Regions from separate parts of the Homo sapiens genome. Here region 1 is linked to region 2. The links are chromatin contacts, found by Hi-C in ENCODE. All regions are on one chromosome and are shown on one strand. The core of a region is the stretch at or near the end of the contact, and the rest is flanking DNA. Distances in the headings are between cores, read along the strand shown.

What was found. A loop is a pair of places that touch in the nucleus more often than their neighbours do.
Region 1: a loop to region 2 is called in a map with no recorded cell type, with 10 times the contacts of the local background. The contact joins two enhancer-like sites. A Hi-C loop is called at or near these places in 1 of 168 maps with a recorded cell type or tissue (breast epithelium) and 1 of 37 single-sample maps with no recorded cell type.

Annotation. Positions count from the first base shown.
Region 1 is chr9:71,793,123-71,798,276 of GRCh38, forward strand. No RefSeq gene overlaps it. Among named protein-coding and RNA genes, the nearest start is that of CEMIP2, 27 kb to the left of the region's middle. RefSeq lists enhancers at 646-1,195, 1,196-1,744, 2,281-2,370. Within about 2 kb of position 2,414, at least 5 of the 41 ENCODE cell types and tissues checked have a DNase peak (open chromatin) inside an H3K27ac peak, as active enhancers do.
Region 2 is chr9:70,524,427-70,529,971 of GRCh38, forward strand. All of the region lies in intron 3 of KLF9-DT (KLF9 divergent transcript), which reads left to right. TRPM3 (transient receptor potential cation channel subfamily M member 3) reads right to left here. Exons shown (of 26, transcript NM_001366145.2): 26 at 4,634-5,545. Among named protein-coding and RNA genes, the nearest start is that of KLF9, 110 kb to the left of the region's middle. Within about 2 kb of position 1,330, at least 2 of the 41 ENCODE cell types and tissues checked have a DNase peak (open chromatin) inside an H3K27ac peak, as active enhancers do.

The DNA.
Region 1 (5,154 bases), core at 1,164-3,663, 1.3 Mb after region 2:
AGATGGGGTTTCACCATGTTGGTCAGGCTGGTCTCGAACTCCTGACCTCAGGTGACCCACCCGTCTCGGCCTCCCAAAGTGCTGAGATTATAGGCGTGAGCCACCACACCAGCCTAGCTCTTATCTTTTTTGTGCAAGTAATTTCTTGTCTTTTCCTCAATCTTCCCACTGCAAGGTAGGGATAGTAGCTAAGATATAGCCAACAAAGCCCTGGACTTGGATTCAGAAGACCTGGTCTGACAACAAAAACCTGTATAGATTGGGTAAGTCATTTAACCTCTCTGGACCTCAGATTCTTCATAAGATGAAAAATAATGCTAAACTTTTCACAGAGAAGTTATGAGAAGTAAAATTCAAAACTGTATTTGAAAGAACTTTGAGAACTGCAAAGGGCTATGCAAACAGAAAGAATGATTACTGAAGCCTGACTCAGCTCCTGTTAAATCTTAACCCAGCTCAGACCTGGCAATCACTAAAGGAAAGAAGATGGGGACAAAAATATTTCTCCCATTACTCTCTTGCACTTAGCTCTGGAGATGGTTGGCCGGAGGGCAGGCTAAGATTTTTCAGGAAAGAGAAAAAGGAATGGGAGAGACAGTGGGAACCTGAGTACTGGAGGGAAATGGGAGAGAAAACACAAGAAAAAAGCTGATTCTGGATAGTAGACAGTGGTGCCACTGCCCAGATTGCCTTTTAAGGCTTGCAGTCAATAGATAGTCTCTAACTACCAGCTATGTCAGGGTCTGACAGTGAAGAATGCACTGGCCAGGGAAGAATGCAGTGAACTGGGAAGAATGCACTGGCCTGGGAAGAATGCACTGAACTGGGAAGAATGCACTGGCCTGGGAAGAATGCATTGGCCAGGAAAGAATGCAGTGAACAAGGAAGAATGCATTGGCCTGGGAGCCCTGTCCTGAGATACAGACCACAGCGGCTCTGCCTGAGGCCCAGAATTCAGGAAAAGGCAAATCCAGACACAGAAAATGTTTCTATTCTTGAGAATGAACTGCTGGCCCTTCCAGAATGAAAGGGGCCCAATGTAGTCAACTTCTTCCCTAGTCTCTGTTGCTGGCAGCTGCACGTTTTGTAGTGGCAGTCTTGGTAAATGGGAATCCACAATGCTTGTTCCATGAGTGACCTCAATCTCTGCTACCACGGTCACTTGATTCGTGTGTCTATCATGCCAACACTGGGGTGGCCAATGACAGAGATGTCTGTCAGTCAACTGGCTAGGACATTTTGGCTACTTGGTTTTTAGTGACTCTTTTGAGGGTGCTCTCTGGTGGATGTTCACATTTTATGCACTTTATGCTCATTCCCGTATGTCTATCCACATCCCTCTCCCCTAGACCTCCAATCTTTTTCCCTCCAAGTCCCAAATCAGCTGACCAGACCATTTGCCATTGCTCATGAGTTTGTATATATCCTAACCTCAAGCTACTTCTCTTTCCACACAAAGTGGTTAGCCAAGTGCCCTCCTCAAAGCACTGCCTATTGGGAGGATTTTCCCCTGCCACTGTCTCTCAAGACCACCTTTGAGCAGACTGTGGAGAAGCTACCATCCACTTCCAGCTTGCACTCATACATAGGGCAGAGCAATCTACAAAGCAAGCTCAAATTTCTCTTTTTTCAACTTGCAATGAAGAATCCCCCATTCAGCTATGAGGGCGCAGCAATGGGAAAACAGTGGTAGGTACATTGGCAGTCTGCGCTGCTGCTCATGCAGCTTACTTCTGCCCTCTGGTCCTGCTTCTCTTCAGTCCGGCAGCACCTTCATTTTAGGATGAATTCCTGCTGGTGTCCCCTTATCTTATAACTTGGTTGATTTGCCCCAGATCACAATGAGAAGTTTCACTGCCTGGTCACTTGGCAACCATTGGCAGGCTTTCTGTCTCTACCAGAGCCTTGTAGCATGGTAGGAGTAGTTTTTCCAAAGGCATGTGATTCTCCACCAGAGATGGCATAGCCTTGCTCCAGATTCCCAAGGCCTTGAGTTGTGATTCTTCCACTGGCACTTGCCACAAAACCCATATAGCATCTTTCTCTCTTTTTAATCTACCTATCTGCACACTGAACACATAGCATCTTTTCTCATAACTGATACCTCCAATGCAAGTGTATCTGCAGGATCATATGGCCCAAGCGACAGGGCCCAGACCTGCTGCGGAGCCTTTTCTTGCGCTAGGTCCTATGTAAGCTTGGCAGTCTTTCATGTCACTGAGTATATGAGCGGGAGCAGTAATCAAAATATGCACATGGCTACAAATTTTCATCTATTTTTGCTAAACATAATGTGAAGGTGGTTGAAAGCTGGATGCCCCAGGAAGAAGTGCATCAATTTACATGTAAGATCTCGGCTCTGAGGGAAGGAAACACTAGAGAACCCTCCTCTCAAAACCACCTATGATTGCTTTTTCCTGAGGCATGCAAAAATCAGACTTTCTAGTTGATTAGCCAGGCATGAAGTTCTATCTTGACAAGAAGAAAGTACATCCTGTTGTCTTCTTGTCTCGATCTCAAATGTGCTCTTGCCAGATATTAATACATTGCCTTTCTTTAAACACAGGAAGTGGGTAAGGCAAATTTTCTCAAAGGCTCAGAACGGCACAATATTTCTCCCCTTTGCTTACATGCAGAAGATATCTGAGAATATATCTAGCCAATATGTGTAAAGTTTTCATTGACTCAAGCAAGCAGAAGAGTTCAGACAATAATAAGGCATCCTAATTGTTCTAGTGTAAAAAAAAGCTCTGCACTTATTTGCGGTTATTTTTTAAAAATCCACTTTGGAAAATGTGCAGAAAATTTCAGGCTTGGCTAATGCTCTTTTTCCATCTCATGTCCTTTAGCATATGACTCAAGTTTTCCATGTTATCATAAGGTAATTTTGCTATCTTTCATTTATTAGTGTTTATTATTAATTACTTATTATTATAATATAATGCCAATATAATCACACTTAATACTTAGAAAAATCTAGTAAAGGAGGCTGTGTCAGGGATCTACAGGACCACTCCCAGGTTAGTGATTTGCTAGAAATCTAAATATAATGACATTCATGGCTAAAATTTATTACAGTAAATAGATGCAAAGAAAAATTAGCAAAGGGAAAAGGCACATGGGCGAGGTCCAGAAGTAACCAAGCACAAGCTTCCAAGAGCCATCTCCCAGTACGGTCCCCTCCCAGTACAGTCCCCTCCCAGTAGAGTCCCAAAGGACATGCTTGATTCCTCCAGCAATGAGTTGTGACAACACATGTGAAATGTTGTCTACAAGGTGAGATAGGAGGTGGGACTCTGGAGGTGATGCTCAGAAACTGGACCAGATTGAGGACTAGCTAAAACAGGGAAGAGATAAAAATACCTCTCTGTAAGACATGCCCACAAGAGTGCCATGTCAGTTTACCATTGCCATGGCAACACCCAGAGATTTCTGCCCCTTTCCATGGCAATGACCCAATGACTCAGAAGTTACCACTCTTTTTCTAGAAATTTCTGCATAATCCACCCCTTGATTTGCATGTAATTTAAAGTGGGTATAACTATGACTGCAGAACTGCCTCTGAGCTGCCACTCTGGGCACACTGCCTGTGGGGTGGCCTTCTCCACAGAACCAGTACCTCTGCTGCTGCTGTACACTGCTGCTTCAATAAAAGTTGCTGTCTAGGCCAGGCGCAGTGGCTCATGCCTGTAATCCCAGCAATTTGAGAGGTTGACGTGGGCGGATCACTTGAGCCCAGGAGTTTGAGACCAGCCTGGGCAACATGGCAAAATACTGTCCCAACTAAAAATACAAAAATTAGCCAGCCATGGTGGCATGCACCTGTGGTCCCAGCTACTCAGGAGGCTGAGGTAGGAGGATCACTTGAGCCTGGGAGGTTGAGGCTGTAGTGAGCTGTGACCATGCCACTGCACCCAAGCCTTTGAGACTCTGTCTCAAAAAAAAAAAAAAAAAAAGGTGCTTTCTAACATGACCAGCTGGCTCTTGAATTCTTTCCTGGGCAAAGGCAAGGCAAGAACTCTCGCTGGCTAAGCCCCAGCTTTGGGGCTTACCTGCCCTGCATCAAAGGGAAGCCCATTAGGGCCTCAGTGCTGAGAATTTTTACTGGGGATGGTGGTTTATAATCTCAGTATTTTTCATTTCTAAAAGATTTATAAAGGAAAAGTAAGGATGTTCATCTATGTAGTTGTCTCTGTTAGTTTCTTTGTGTGATTGTTGGTTTTGACTTTGACCTGATGTGAAAAAATGTCCCAAGGACAGACACCAAGGAAAGCACGAGATGAGTAATCCATCAAAGCTTCTGTATGAGATGCAAGCCTTCCTCTTTCCATCTCTTCATAGGAGGAAATGGGAAGATTCTTCCCCTGAATCACAGCCCTCCAAGTGTCTACAGGATATACAGCTATTTTCACTTCAGTAGCTTCACATGGGAAAAAATCCCTGACATGGCTATCAGGTCAAAATGAATCAAGAGATAAGATATGTGTATCTGTGAGACTTTTAGACCTAAAACCAGGCTACCCATGACAACTATTTATTGGCTCTCTTAACTGTATTAAAGCACAAATACAAAAAGATAAACATGTTGTCTAAAAATAAATCAATAAATTGGTCTACTCTACCCACTTCAGCATTGCGAAGGAACTACTGTGCAACTCAGTCTACACTGTGCTGTTTCTTCTGGCACGTTTCTTGAATTTGATTTGCACAGCAGAAAAGAATCCTCTCATAGGGCATTATTTATGTATCAGCACAGCAAATACTTTGGTCAGCTACCCAATACTAATAAAACTAACGCCTGTTTATGGTTCATCTTAGTCTCACTTGTTTTCTCTTTTCAAATTGTGTTGTTGCTGTTATTGTTGCCATTGTTGTTGTTGAGACAGGGTCTTGCTTTGTCACCCAGGGTGGAATGCAGTGGTACAATCAACGGCTCACTGCAGCCTCAACCTCCCGGGCTCAAATGATCCTCCCACCTCAGCCTCCTGAGTAGCTGAGAGTACAGGTATGTGCCACCATGCCCAAAGAGTTTTATTTATTTTTGTAGAGATGAGGTCTCACTATGTTGCCCAAGCTGTCCAGCTGTCCTTAACTGGACTCAAGCAATCTTCCCTCCTTGGCCTCCCAGAGTGCCGGGACTATAGGCATGAGCCA
Region 2 (5,545 bases), core at 80-2,579:
AGGCCCTTCCTCCAACATTGGTGATTACAATTTGACATGAGATTTGGTCAGGGACACAAATCCAAACCATATCATTGGTCAGGAAAGGAAAGTTCATTGTGGTAGGCTGGAGAATGCTTCATAGAGGCAGAGTTGTGAAGGCAATGTATCCTTTAGTTGTGACTTGAAGGATATACTGTCTTATTTTATTAAATCTAAGCACATTGTTTTTTACATCCTGAATCCAGGATATAATTTTTGATCAATGTATACATTTAATGTGGCAATATTTCTGTCTTCCCAAATCTGGTATTATTTTGGTGGTGTTTCTTATAGTCGCTGACATCTTAGTATTAAAAAGATATAGTAGACTTAGAGTCTGTGGTTGCACAAAATTAGACACCAACGTGATTTTTTAAAAACGTGAAGGTGGGGAAGGGGTTCATTACTTCCCTATTGCTGCTATAATAAAACACCAGAAACAGTGAATTAAAATAACACATATTTATTCTCTTACAATTCTGAAAGTCGGAAATCCAAAATGAGTTTGAAGGAACTAAAATCAAGATATCTGTGGTTCCAGTTACTTTTGGAGACTCTAGGAGAGGAATGCATTCCTTGTCTTTTCCAGCTTCTGGAGGGCTCCTGTATTCCTTGGCTTGTGGCCACATCCTCCATCTTTACATTGTATTACTTCAATCTCTGCTTCTCTTGTCACATAGTCTACTTTCTGAATCTGATTCCTCCTGCCTCACTTTTACAAGTCTCTTGTGATTACACTGGACCCATCTGGAGAATCCAGGATCATCTACCCATCTCCAGATTCTTAATCACATTGGCACAATCCCTTTTGCCATATAAGGTAACATTCACAGATTTTTGAGGATTAGGACATGGACATCTTTGGGGGCCATTATTCAGCCTACTAAAGAGAAAATTTATTTTAAAGATACTGATATGGCTTTAGACATCAAAGGTGAGATGATAGCCATGTTCCAGGAAGAGCCTAGAAACTTCGTTTTATGTATCTGCCCCGTCTCTGTGTCTTTATTAATTTCTGTATTTTTTGGCAGACTGACTTCTTCTGCAAGTCAGCCAGTATGTAGAAACATGATTGCTGACAATTCCTGAGACTATAAGTTATGGTTTCAATACCCGGAATTGCTCAGCTCTCTCAACTCTATTCCAGATCCTCAAAGAAAAAACTCTGATTGGTGTTCTTGGGTCAATGCCTCCTTCTCTAAGGGTGTAGCCAAAGGTATAGAGCTCTTCCATATTGCACAAAATGACTGCCAGCAAGGAGGCATTTCAAGTCATGCTCATACACTGAAAAATAGTCCTCTATGAAATATGACTAATTGTTCACCAGGAAATTGAGTAAGAGGCTGACATTTCACACAGAAGGTACTAGCACTTAGTCAAGTGTTTTTCAAATTGTGGATATCCAAGAAATATTTCCTGAATTGAGTTGTGAAATTTCTCCAAAGTGTCTTTTAATCTATAAGGTTTTATCACCTGGAGCCTGGAATCCTGCAATTAGTCTCACTGTACCTACCCTCTCCCTTGCCATGCCATAATGTTACAGCCCACATTTTGGACCAGAATTTTTCAGTCGCTTTCTTTTCATCACAGAATAACGTTCAAACCATTGATGTATAAAATGATGGGGCTGGGTGCGGTGGCTCAGGTCTGTAATCCAGCACTTTGGGAGGCCGAGGCGGGCAGATCACTTGAGGTCAGGAGTTCAAGACTAGCCTGGCCAACATGGTGAAATCTCAACTCTACTAAAAATACAAAAATTAGCCAGGCCTTGTGGTGTGTGCCTGTAGTCTCAGCTACTAGGGAGGCTGAGGCAGGAGAATTGCTTGAACCTGGGAGGCAGAGGTTGCAGTGAGCCGAGATTATGCCACTGCACTCCAGCCTGGGCAAAAAAGTGAGACCCTGTCTCAAAATAATAAAATAAAACAAAATAAAATAATGAACCCCATTTTTTCCCATCTGGGACATGGGAATATTAATGGCAATCTCATAAATGTGTTGAGATTAAATGAATATAAGGGATTGCCATACTTTCCGGCAAATCTCCAATGTGAATCCTCCGCTCTGGTTAGGTTGGTTTCCAACTGGAGCCCAGGCATTTGTCTCAATTATTCTTTCTTTTCTTTTTTTTTTTGACGTGGAGTTTTGCTCTTGTTGCCCAGGCAGGAGTGTGATGGTGCGATCTTGGCTCACCGTAACCTCCACCTCCTGGGTTCAAGCAATTCTCCTGCATCAGCCTCCCGAGTAGCTGGGATTATAGGCATGCACCACCATGCCTGGCTAATTTTGTACTTTTAGTAGAGACTAAAATACTCTCTACTGGTCAGGCTGGTCTCGAACTCCCGACCTCAGGTGATCCACCTGCCTTGGCCTTCCAAAGTGCTGGGATTACAGGTGTGAGCCACCGCGCCTGGCCTGCCTCAATTATTCTTGCGGCTACACCTTTGTTTTTGCCTGGGACTCCAGGCTTGGAAATGCCAGACTCTACCTCCTGGCTTCTTTAGTCTTGCCCGATTCCTTCAGGTCCTTCTAGGCTACAAATGTTCATTCTTTCCTTTTATTCTAAGAAGATTTTGAGTCTGTTCTACACAGAGTCTCAGAGCAGATTTTTTAGTCCAATTTCCAACCCAAATGTGGGAAACCATCCATACGCTGCCTTTCTGGTGGCTATTTTGCTTCTACTTGAATAGTTTTAGTGTTGATGAGCTAAACTTAGGCTGCTTGTCCCCATTTTTTCAACAGCTCTAATTAAATAACTAAAACATGTAATTATCTTTTTAGTCATGACTGTCTTGCTTTTTTAATAAAATTTTCAGTTCTTCTAGAGGAACAAAGTAGCTGCTCAAAAGGCATTGATTATATTTATGCCTAAAATTATAATTTCCCAACATTAATAGTTAAACCATTGCTACCATTTTTATTTTCTTTTATTCCAGCTTTACCATACCTTGGAGAAGATGACCTGCCATTATAAGGCTTATGATTATTGTCACAATACCTACAACAGGTTTCTGAGGAGAAAGAAAGCAAAGAAAATCCTCCTGGTTCATGTCTAGTGATACTTGCATTAATTTTACTTAGGTCACTTTAGGTTGCCCTTACACAGCATTTGAATTTTTGTGAAAAAAAAGTTCTGTTGCAAAAATTTTATTCTCTTCTGTGATATTCTTTTGGACTTTTACTATTCATATGCAAATACATCCATAATCTATATGCCTGGTTTAATTTTTACAAAAATTGATATTAGAACATGCTATGGTCTGAATGTTGGTGTCACCTTAAAATTCACGTTCGAAACTAATAGTGTGATAGTATTAGGGATCTTTGGGAAGTGATTAAGTTATGAAGGCTTCACCATCACGACTGGGATTAGTGTCCTTTTAAAAGAGGCTCAAGGAAGCTCCCTTGCACCTTCCCCCATGTGAGGCTGCAGGAAGGTGCCATCTGTGAAGCAGAGAGCAAGCCCTTACCAGACACCGAGTCTGCTGGTGCCTTGATCTTGGCCTTCCCAGCCTCCAGAACTGTAAGCAATAAGTTTCTCTTTTTATAAATTAATCACCCAGCCTAAGGTATTTTGTTATAGCAGCCCAAATGGACTGAGACAGACCATATATGCTTCTCTGTACTTCTTTTTAAATAGACTTAAGAATATAGCAATGACATCTATGTCAATACACAAAATTTAATTATTTTTAATCATGTATCATAATCAGTTATTTTCTCCTGTTGACCAACACATATGTTGTTTCCAGTTGATTCTTGTATTCTGATTCCTTTACCTTAAAAGAAATTAAAATTGTAAAAGACCACTACATTTCCACTCACAAATTCACCCACTGTTATGGGCTGAATTTCATCCTCCCAGTACATGTAGGGGCCATCCAGGTAATGCTCTGAGTAAAGGGAACTTGAGAATGGTGGGGACTGTGGTATATTAGAGAGTACAGGCTCCTTCTAAAAGAGCACCCAAGATGCCATGATTCAGCTGATTATTGTCATATGAAAACATGGGTCTTATATTACCAGATCTTCAGGTTTTTTAAAAGAAGCTAGAAATCTGGAATTAGATGTGAAATCTGTCAATTATTTATTTATTTATTTATTTACTTTTGAGTCAGAGTCTCGACCTGTTGCCTAGGCAGGCTGGAGTGCAGTGGTGCCATCTTGGCTCATTGCAGCCTCGACCTCCTGGGTCCAAGCAATCCTCCCATCTCAGCCTCCAGAGTAGCTGGGACTACAGGCATGTGCCACCATACCCGGCTAATTTTTGTATTTTTAATAGAGATGGGGTTTCACCGTGTTGGCCAGGCTGGTCTCGAACTCCTTATCTCAAGGGATTTTCCCACCCTGGACTCCCAAAGTGCAGGGATTACAGGAGTAAGCCACTGTGCCCAGGCTCAATTTTTAAATGTTCCAAATTAAAAAAAAAAATTGCTGGCCAATAATACCCTTTTCCTACTGGTTAGATATGACCCACAGGCTACCAGTTTGCAACTTCTGCTCACCGGAACAAGTAATTTGTGGAGCCCTAGGCAATTATCTCTACTCCAAAAGTTCTTAGGATGAGGATGGTGAAGATTAGATGGCAGCAAATAAGTGCACAAAGAAGTCCAAGTCATGTTTTAAACTACTGAGTTTTTTTTTTTATTGCAAAACATTTGTTACAGAAATTTCAGAAAGTTTTTCCCGTGGTATCTGCCAACTTCTGCTCTGAATTGTATATCTAAACAATCAAACTCAAAGTGCATTGTGAATCCAATAATAGACCTTTAAAAAAGAACAATTCTTCTAAGGATTTATATATATTTATAGTGTCGATAGATATGCATACCGTGGTCCATCCATACACAAAGAAGGAAAAGATGTATATATATTCAGCAAACCCAATTTTAAAACCATTGTATTTGTAGGAATTCATTTAAAAATGATATCTGAATAATTTCCCCCATTATAAACTAGGGTTAGAACGTTTACAAATGAGAGTCTAGGTCCTATATTATGAAATGGCTATGAGTACAGTATACTGCACGTACTGTTTTTACACAGCGGTAGCAGCAATATAAACTCAGGTCAGACGCAGTAGTGACAGGAAGCAGGTAAGTCTTCATACCATGCTATGGTACTCTTCTTCTGAATCTCTCTCACAAAGACTCTGTGTTCAAGTTTAGAATTATGTGGCTAACAAATATACATGCATATATCATTCAGAACAAGAGTAACTCTGAATAAGGCGAGTTTCTTTTCCCCCCTCTCGGTTCTCAGTGTATTTTGTGTGTACACTCACCAAGTCACTATCAAGAATCTGATCCTGTTGGCTCTAAATCAGAGGTCCCAAACTATTGCCTTTGGGACTGAATGCTGCTGGCAGACATGTTTGTTTGGCTAGGACAGTGTTTGGAAAGCTGAATTTGAAGGTGTTTGTGGTGGGATGTGTATTCTGTCATGCCTTACTTACAAACCCTACTTCTGTTGACTTTCACCAGTCCAGTTCACACATTTGTGTTTTCTGGATCCGGCCCCTCCATGT